Linked DNA regions of Homo sapiens: region 1 is linked to region 2. A link is a loop called in an ENCODE intact Hi-C map of the cell type or tissue named here. Cell type or tissue: breast epithelium. All regions are shown on one strand.

What was found. Hi-C counts contacts between places; a loop is a spot of excess contacts. Peaks named below come from ENCODE experiments on the same cell type or tissue, not always from the same donor. Only the 100,000 strongest peaks of a DNase experiment are listed, where the experiment ranks them.
Region 1: a loop joins it to region 2, with 14 times the contacts of the local background. A loop is called at or near these places in 1 of 110 quality-filtered maps.

What each region holds. Positions count from the first base shown.
Region 1 is chr2:205,785,495-205,790,494 of GRCh38, forward strand. The region is part of intron 15 of NRP2 (neuropilin 2); the gene reads left to right. Among named protein-coding and RNA genes, the nearest start is that of NRP2, 110 kb to the left of the region's middle. In breast epithelium, no CTCF peak of the experiment used is centred here; no DNase peak of the experiment used is centred here; H3K27ac peaks cover 964 bases.
Region 2 is chr2:204,239,977-204,244,976 of GRCh38, forward strand. No RefSeq gene overlaps it. Among named protein-coding and RNA genes, the nearest start is that of PARD3B, 300 kb to the right of the region's middle. In breast epithelium, no CTCF peak of the experiment used is centred here; no DNase peak of the experiment used is centred here.

The DNA.
Region 1 (5,000 bases), 1.5 Mb after region 2:
TGAAAAGAGCCAATTGCTTGTTCACATATCTACTTACAACAATGGAGAATAGCTGATTTTTCAAAGACTTGGGGTAAAAAAGAGGTTCTAGAATTTTCTTTCATCAGCTTTGCTGTGTTTTTCCAGTCTGCACAATTGTGAAGCCTATCTTTATAGCCAAACATGTCTCTGGCTGCATTTTTCTTCTTTTCATGCCATTGTTGGGGCTCATTGGAGACATTCTGGCCTCAGCTGCTCATCCGCCTCCACACTTGAAAGTATTACTAGGTCATTTCACAGTCTTCTTGTTTGCAGTCAGTATTTCCAATTCTTTTTAGTGTTTCCTTCTAGTTATTCAACTAAAAATAATAGAAACGAATGGCTAAATTCAAGATCAAACTCTTCCAGTAATCTCACACCAAGCCCCCTCCTTTTTTTTCCGCACTTGAAACCATTTGAAAAATTCCAAAAAATATTTTTTCCATGACCGTGCCTAGATTTGGCTGTAGCCCAAGAGATAAAAGCCTGTGATAAAGGCTCTTCTGATGGTGCTTCTAAACTCAAGCCAAACCCAGCAAGGAATGAATGGCTCTCAAGTAGCCCGACTTCTTAACAGAGGAGATTTGGCAAAGTTTAGATCAACACCTGAATGTTTGGCTCCTTATTGCAACTTGGATGAACAAACTGAATTGGGAAATTAAGTGTGGTGGGGAAGGCGGACCTTCAGCCAATACTAAATATTAAACTGAATTAAACCGAATTTTGAAGTGCCAAGAAGAATCTCCTTAGTCCTTTGTTATTTATCTTTTACTGAGGTCTCAGTGTTGTATTTCCTGCTGGGATTAAAAGAGAATGGCTGAGAGAAGTTTCTGGAGGCTACTCATCTGAAAAATCCAGCGATTTAACTGGCCCATGGGGTTCAGAAACTTGGAATCAAGTTCAACAAAGGCACTAAGTGGCCAAGAGCTTATCCCAAATAAATCACAGCCCCCAAACAAGGTGTTGAAAATCTATGGCTTACTCTCAGTTCTACTGCTGATTTATTCAATGACTTATTGCACTTCTCTACCCTCCCTCCTCAATTTCATCTCTAAAGTCAAAGTGATGACACCTGGTACCTGTGAAAATGAATGATTTCAGTGGTTTCCTGTGTGTAAGAGGCTCTTCGATCCTTGCCTTCAAGGCTGGTTGAAATGTGGTAGGTTAAGTGGATGTGCTAAGACTGGCTTTCCATGAGGTTTTCTCAGCCCAGCCTCAGTTAACACAGAGGCTTAAAACTATAGGCACAATTTACCCACTTTGTCAGTTCCTCAGTCACCAATTAGCAGGACTAAGTCCTGAGCCAAACGGGCAAGTATTGAACACATAGAACCTCATGGGTTCTCTTGACCTGTCCTTTTTGTGGTCTTCTCTTTCTGTGCACACCTTAAAACAAATGGTTTCAGGGAGTGGCCACTCCCAGGAGAGGACAGAGTTAGGGTGAAGAATGGGGCAGTGAGCATCATGGGGCAATGGAGCCCTTTTGTTCAGAAGTTGCCTTGTCTCCCTCAACCATCACCCTCTTCAAAGAACCCTCATCAGAAAGGCCCTCGTACCTTTCTCATTTCCTTCCTGTAAAGACAAGGGAATTCTAGAGGAGAGGAGAGCATCAGTGTTTACTTTACAGAGGAGCAAACAGAGACCCAGGGAGGTCAATGACTGGTCAAGGCTCTGACACCTGAGGCAGAACCACATGGGAGGTAGGCATTCCGCCCCCAGCCTAGGGCCCTCCACATCCCACGCCGCTTCCTTCAGTGCAGGGTGATGCTGCCACTGACCAGGCTTCTGAGTGTCTCTGCTGTACACTCCAGATGACAAGCCTGTCATCAGCTTCAAGCAGACCTCTTAATCCACTGCTCAGGGTTGGCATGGAAGGGACTCTTCAAAGAAACCAGCACATTAGTGACCTGAAATGATCTGTGTCCCAGGGCTGTCTTAAATTATTTACCCAAAAGTAACCAGTGGTTTGGGGCAGACTTCTCACTTTCCTGGCCATATTGTGAAGCTCCTTTACAATGCGGGAAGTAAACAGTGTCGAGGCCAATATACTCATACAATATGCTCTGTGTAGACACAGAGCGAAGGCTGAGAATTTTCTGTAAGAAACTGCAGAAAAGCAAACTAATGAAGGAATGCTAATCCCAAATAATCTTAACTTAGAAGAAGGAAGAAAATGAGGGAGAGAGGAAAGATAAAAAAAAGTGTCTGTGTGTGTGTGTGTGTGTGTGTGTGTGTGTGTGTGTCAGAGAAAGAGAGAGTGAGAAAGAATGGAAAGGGCCATAAGAGAGGGCCTTCTTATTTGAGGACTAAATCATTCTCAGTAGGAATTTCCAGGCAGCAGGTTGGAGTGTCTTGGGGGTGTTTCCCCTGAGCAGCATGTGTGGTCTTACACTACCAGGCAGTGTTCCAGGGAAAAGCTTATTTCATTAGAAGAGGTTGGGTTTGTGACTGGATATGGCGTTCACCCTTTGTGCCGTAGTGTTGCAATGTATTGACAAGCACACTAGAGAATATTTGACTCTTCCAGGGTGGAGGGTGTTTCTGGAACAGTCTTGTGGGTGTTTTCATAACTAGCCACCCTGGTCTCTCATTCCAAAAAATCAGGACAGCAGGAGATCAGTGAGACCTTGAATCATGCCTCACCGTGTACCTACTCTGTCTCTCGATGATGCAGAGAGAAGGGACACTGACCAAAATAAGGTGACTTTTTGGCCTGAGACTGATCTTCATATGAAAATGACCAGAGTTTTGTGAAGTTGGGTTGTATTTGTTTTTAAGCAGTAGCTACTGTGCCCACTTGATTACTCAAGCTCTGTAAAACCCCTTCCCATCATTCATTCAGAGCTGACCTCTTTCTCTCACTGTGCTGATCTGCAACAGCTGGGGAAGGGATGGGTGTTGGAGATCGGGAAGGCAGAGGTCTGACTCTCACATAGATATATGCAAGGTGGAAGATTTGTGGCAAAGCTAGGTGATCGCTTTGAATTCCTTGATGAGCCTGATACGAATGAATGCAAGCCAAAAGACAAGAGATCAGGTGCCATGTTTGAAAGCATTTCTATCAATCAGACAGATAAAGGGAACAGAAATCCCCCGATGCCCAACTTGCAGCAGCCTCAATTCCACAGTATCCTCCTCTACACTCCCACATTTTCCTTCCTGATAGTGGCCCAGGCTCATTTGCCCAATCCCTGCCCTGGACTCCAGCAGCACTTGGGAGTCCTCTCCGCAATGCCTCACTTTCTTTCATGCTAATTTGGCATGGGTGAGTCTTCACTTCCCAACCACCCTGAAGGGCCTTGATGGTAGACACCTGGTCCCTTACATCTTTATTTTCCAAAGTCATCAGTTTGTTTCCTGGGCATGCAGTGAGCCCTCTTACTAAGTGGTGTTAGGCTGGTTAGTTGGTTAATGAAAACTGCCCTTTGAAGAACAATGTAATTTAGTTTCCTGCTCTGGGTGATGCCTGTCATGGAAAGCATGAAACCCCAAATTTCAGATCCCCACTTCTTCATGTTCATGAGAAGCCCCTCAAAGCCCTACTCTATCAAAGTAGTGAGCCAGTGAAACAGGCAACCAAAGTGTGTATCCAGCCAATCCGGATCTGAGATAAGGCAGACTCTTTTATTTTATTAGAAGGGGGCAGTAGGGATATGGTGGTAGTTACAGTGTCCCAGCCACACCCAAAGAACTTGAATGCAGACTGGGGATCCACCCTGGCCCTAATACAGTTATTTGAGAGTCAGTATTTGTAGTCAGGCTGACCTGAGACTGAATCCACATGGGGGCCTAGAAGGAAACAGGGTCATGGGAGCACAAAGGTTGAAAGCGGAACTCGTGTGGGTGGTAAGATCCCTTCCTGACCTGCATTCTTCTAGAGGTTTGGCCCATTCCACTCTCCCTAGCCCATCTCACACTCACCAACACACCCACCCACTAAAACAGAGTCCTGGAACTTCCTCTTCAAGTTTTCCCCATTGAAAACAAAATTCTGAGTCCCTGGTTCCTTTCTCCCACTCTCTCCTGATGTCTGCCCTGACTTCGGCAGCTAGGTCTGCCATCCTGTGGCTGCCATTTCCCCTTTCCAGGGAGCTGTGGCCTCTACCCTCTGCCTTGGGCTCCTAGCTCATCATTCTCCCCTCTGCCTCCCAGAGGCCGGTAGCTTTACCCGTTGGTTCTCCTGGTAGCATCTTACCTGCCACACCTTGCCTATTCTTTGCTAGAACTACAGGGACCTAATGAGAGAACCACATTCCTTCCTGCTGGCCTCCTAAGGAAACAGGCTGCAGTTTACCTACCAGGCTCAACAGAAAAGGAAAGTGGCTGGTAAAGGGCAAAGATGCTTTTGAGAGAGAGAAAGCTCTTAATCAAACACAGATATCAAGAATATTAGCAAGGGGACTAGAGAAAATTGCTATCAAAGTAAATGGTTTTTTGTACAAATGTTCCCTTTATTTGTGTTTTCCCCAGTGTGCCATTCTTTCTTTAAGGCTTGGTGAACAGATGTGCTTTTGAAAATGTTGATTAACTTATCCTTTTTTTGACCCCCTTCCCACTCACTCAAACTCAGGGGAGCAGTGATTATATAAAAAGCCAAGTCAAGCCACTAAAGTGTTCTTCTTCACCTTAAGTAGCCTTTGATTCTCCAGGTGCAGAAATCTCAGCTGCATCTGGGCAATTGATTTCATTGAGTCTTAGAAATGGGCCAATTCTTAGGAAATCATCTCATCCAGTCCTCAACCTCCAGAGACAAGAGGCCGTGATCTCCTGTGATAAAATGTTCTCAAAATCATTAGCATCATTTTACCCTTTTTCCTTTAAGATCAATGCCACATTCACCCCTTTCCAGCCAGTGATCTATGGTATCCTAAGACTTCTTCCCTGAGGGTGTGAGATGGAGCAAGATGGCATTCTAGCCTCCAAGAATTCATCACATCCTTGGCAGAAACAAGATCCCTAAAAGCAAGCATAGGATTTGGCCC
Region 2 (5,000 bases):
AATCTGTGTGTGGACAGCTGCTTGCTGTCCTCTCAGTCTTCTAGGAGAGTTTGTTCTGTTGTCTGGCAAGTCCCTTCATCCAAAAGGAGTACCTATTTGAAAAGGAGAGGAGTTGGCTTGATGTCGCTTTGTAAGAAGAGTTTGAGTATTTTAAAGCAACTTTCATGGAAAGAGAAAAGTCTACACGTCCTTTACAGGGATACATTTGGATTCAAATGGTTAGATCCTGCTATAATTGTTGAAATAACTTACTACTTTAGAGCTTCAAATTCTGATTTTCATTAGAAAAACCATATTTAAAACTCCGTTTGCATTTGAAGATAGAAAATCTTTAGGAAGCATCTATCCACAAGTATTTTTTTAATGCTAGTAATCAATGGTGAAACAAAAGAAGAATAAAATGCAGTGTTTTTCCACAATTGAGCTTTCTTTTTTTTTCGAGATGGAGTCTTGCCATGTCACCCAGGCTGGAGTGCGGTGGCATGATCTTGGCTCACTGCAACCTCCACTTCCCAGGTTCAAGCAATTCTCATGCCTCAGCCTCCCAAGTAGCTGGGATTACAGGAACGCACCACTATGCCTGGCTAATTTTTGTTATTTTTAGTAGAGACGGGGTTTCACCATGTTGGCCAGACTGGTCTCGAACTCCTGACCTCATGATCTTCCCATCTTGGCCTCCCTAAGTGCTGGGATTATAGGCGTGAGCCACCATGCCCCACCCACAATTGAACTTCCAGTCTCACGGAGGAGATACGGTGTCACCCCTACCAGTGCAAAACGAAAAACTAGCCTACAAGGTACACATATCATATACTTTTATTGAAAAGCCATAATGAATATTAAAAAATTGGGGGAACACAAAAACACTTATTCTCCTACTACCCTAGCACAACCATGTTCATTTGCATAGTTCTGTCTCGCCATATGTGGCCATGAGCAAGAAAGCAGTATATGCAAAAATAGTATGTTTTGATTCCACCATTATGACCCCACAGTTTGTTCTTTGTTTCCCACATGGTGTGGGAAAGGGAGACACAGTATATTTAGAATTATTTGAACACATTTTTATAATTTTAGCAATATAACTGTTAAGAAACTTATTCTATGCTTGTCACCTTGTCATTCAGGTCTCAGCTCAAATATTACCTCTTCAGGGAGAACCTTCTTGACAACCTGATCTAATGTAGCTTTCTAAACTGTCACGGTCACATTATGTTGTCTAATTTTCTTCACAGTCCTTATTTCAGTATGAAATTCTTCTGCCCCTTTATTTGTTTGACTGTCTCTTCTTTTCTAGCCAACAATTAGAAAGGAAACTACATAAGAGCAGAAACATTATCTTCTTGCACAGATGTATCCTAAGTGCCTTGATTAGCACCCGGTGTGTAGTAGGCCCTCCCTTGATACTTGTGATTGAATTGATGAAATACAAATTATCACTTTTTCGTCTAATTCATAACGAACCTTACTCATAGTGAAAAACAAAATAAAAGTGACTGGCTAAAACTTGCAAACAGTAAAAGCTATTATAAACGAAAAATTGGCAAAAGAATCAAGCTCATTGGTAATATTGGAATTTAAAAATGGATCTGAGGCCAGGTGTCGTGGCTGATGCCTGTGATCTCAGCACTTTGGGAGGCTGAGATGGGAGGATTGCCTGAGCCCAGGCAAGTTTGAGACCAGCTTGGGCAACAAAGTGGGACTCCATCTCTACAAAAAACAATAAAAATATTGGCACAAAAAACATGCCAAGCATGGTGCACATGCCTGTAGTTCCAGCCACTTGGAGACCTGAGGTGGGAGGATCGCTTGAGTCCAAGATGTAGAGGCTGCCATGAGCCATGTTTGTACCACTGCACTCCAGCCTGGGTGACAGAGGGAGGACCTGTCTCAAAAACAAAAGCAAAAATGGATCTGAGGAAACATAGAGTTGGTTGAAATAATCAACACAAGACAGACAATGGCTAAAATTGCAGATGGCACAATTTGTCCTTGGCTAAAAAATGACGGGAGAACTAAATCTTCTAAACAAAACTATATCATAATTTTGACCCTGGACAATTATACTTGGTGGTCATAAAAGAAAAATCATAATAGAAAAAGATATAATAGGTAACATTTCATATGTTTGGGGAAAAAGTGATGGGTAAATCAAATATTCATCATACAACTCATAAGAATTGATTTTGAGTAAAATAATTTTGGTTACATGTAAATGAATAAAAAGGAAATTGTTTAAATGGTTTATATGGAAAATTCGATCAAATAATGGGATTGGCTTAATGTATTTTGATTTCAAAATGCTTTCTTGGCAATGGTAATAAAATTATAATTTAAGTGGTTGTGCTTTCAAATATGGAATCCATATATTCTTATGGGAAAAATGGTGGAATAGCAACTTCCTACAATCTAGCTGAATATACAGCTATAGAGCAAAATAAATAATAAAGCACTAATTTGAGAAGCATAAACAACCATAAAATAGACGAGTGTACACTGTGCTAAGGATAAAAATGTATCATTCTGGAATTATCAGGGGAGGCTCCCCGGAAAGCAGGGTAGCGCTATCCAGATGGCCGGCCTTGGGCAGGTCACTCAGTGTCTCTGGTTTTGGGCATGTTCAATAAGAGTCCAAGCTACAATTTAGACTAAAGTCAACCCAGAGAGCTGACCAAAGAGAAAGTACATATTACTGAGGATGGGAACAGAAACAGTGAGTAAGAGGACATCCTGGGCTAACCTTTAGGAGCTGCCAACGTTTAGGGGTTACGAAGATGACAAACCCCTGGAAAAAGGAGCAAAGAATGAGCAAAGAAATAAGATAATAAGACAGTGCAACGTGAGAGGGCCCTGAGACCTGAACATATGTGAAAGCAGACAGTCAAATACTATTGGGAAATATTGTCAACAACAAAAATAAGTCTCCTGAATTTGACTAGAAGTCTAATTTTGACATGGAGGCAATTATCTTGGGAAACTATAGGAGGAGGTGGTCATTGAGGACAAGAGAATAGTAAGAAATTGAAGGAGAGGGTTCTTGATCAGAGATATTTTGTTTCCTGCTGACAATAATTGAACTTGAGCAAGCATAGGCAATAGGGTAAACTTATTGGCTCACCTGTTCAAACCAGGTAAGGCATGGGTTTGAGAACTTTAAGGATGATCATCACCAGGGAATGAATAACTTCCAGGACTCTATTTTCTTCTTATCTCTGCTTCTCTCTCAGTACTGGCTTCATTTCCTCCTACTGTAGACTAGCTTCTTTCACTTGGCAGAGGAAATTGTGGCTGGTAGATCTTTCATGTCAGCTTTGTCACCAAAGGGTTCTTTTTTTTTTTTTTTTTTTTTTTTTTTGAGACGCAGTCTCGCTCTGTCACCCAGGCTGGAGTGCAGTGGCGCAATCTCGGCTCACTGCAAGCTCCGCCTCCAGGATTCATGCCATTCTGTTGCCTCAGCCTCCCGAGTAGCTGGGACCACAGGCGCCTGCCACCATGCCTGGCTATTTTTTTGTATTTTTAGTAGAGACAGGGTTTCACCATGTTAGCCAGGATGGTCTCGATCTCCTGACCTCGTGATCCGCCCGCCTTGGCCTCCCAAAGTGCTGGGATTACAGGCATGAGCCACTGCGCCTGGCCAAGGATTCTTTGTTTCAATGTTAACATCCCAAGGCAGGACTGACTGGCCAATAGCTATTACCAACAACACAGGACCATGGAAGAAGGCACAAGTGAACAAGACATTCTCCAAAAGAAAAGAGATGGCTAATTTCCAAAACCCCAAAATAAAGAGACATGGGACAGACAAAATGATGTGTTCACTGTAAGCAGTTAGGAAATGGAAATGCTTTTTAAGACAAGAGAAAATAACATGTTTAAAGGCAGAAAGGATAAGATGAAATTGTGGAGAATAAATAAAAAGGAAGAAAAGACATATGGAGGAATTCCCACTTAGTGTGAAATTAACCAGAATGGGGCCTTAAACTCACAAGTGGCTTGGAGAATTATTTTTCTACTTAGTTTGAGTTCTTTCCTGACTTCTGTGCTCTTCCACTCTTCCTGTTTGGTCATCTCCTTGACTAACTCTCCTGCTTCACTCCCTAGTCCTAGTCCAGAGTTTATCTTCTTCCCTTTTGACTGGTCCTTCATTCAGACGTATCTTTTTATAATGGCTCCCCGTGGCTTTGCATTTCTGGGAACTGCCTAGAGCCTTGGACTCTTTCTCCACCCCAGTCTAGGAGTAAGAAGGCTGGGCAGGAACAACCGGGCCTTTACAGACCCAAGAAGGGATGGGATCAGTGGCACAGATGAAGAATTCAGCTATGGCAAAGAAGGGAGGGTGGGCATCTTTCCCTTAGATAAACCAGAAGGAAGAAACAAAAGGGCAAATTTCTGCAAAAAGACAGATTTGAGGAGTGAAGGAGATCGGTTAAAGTTAAGGTTAAAGGAAAGATGAATGAGGGATTTTGGGGAGGATGGCCTCAATCTTTCAGAATAGTCTAAGTCAAGTCCATCTACTGCTAGAAAGGATGGCAAGTGTAGGAGCTTAAGGAGTTTGTCAGTTTCCTAGGCAGCCACAACAAATTACTACAAACTGGGTGGCTTAAAACAACATAAATGTAGTTTGTCACAGTTCTGGATCCCAGAAGTCTGAAGTCAAAATATTGTCAGGGCCTCATTACCTCTGAAGGCCCTAGGGGAGAATCCTTGTTTCTTCCAGCTTCTGCTGGCTGTTGGCATTTCTTGCTTGACGCCACATTATTCCATTTCCAATGTTTTCACATGGCCTTCTCCTCTGTATGTGTGTCAAAATGTCCTCTGTCTTACATGTCATTGGATTTAGGGTCCACCTGGATAATACAGGATGATCTAATCTCAACTCTTAATTTAATTATACCTTTTCCCTAAATTAGGTAATGTTCACTGACTCCGTGGATTAGAGCATGTACATTTCTTTTTGGGGACCACCCCAAAATCCATTCAACCCACTGCAAGGGGAAAAA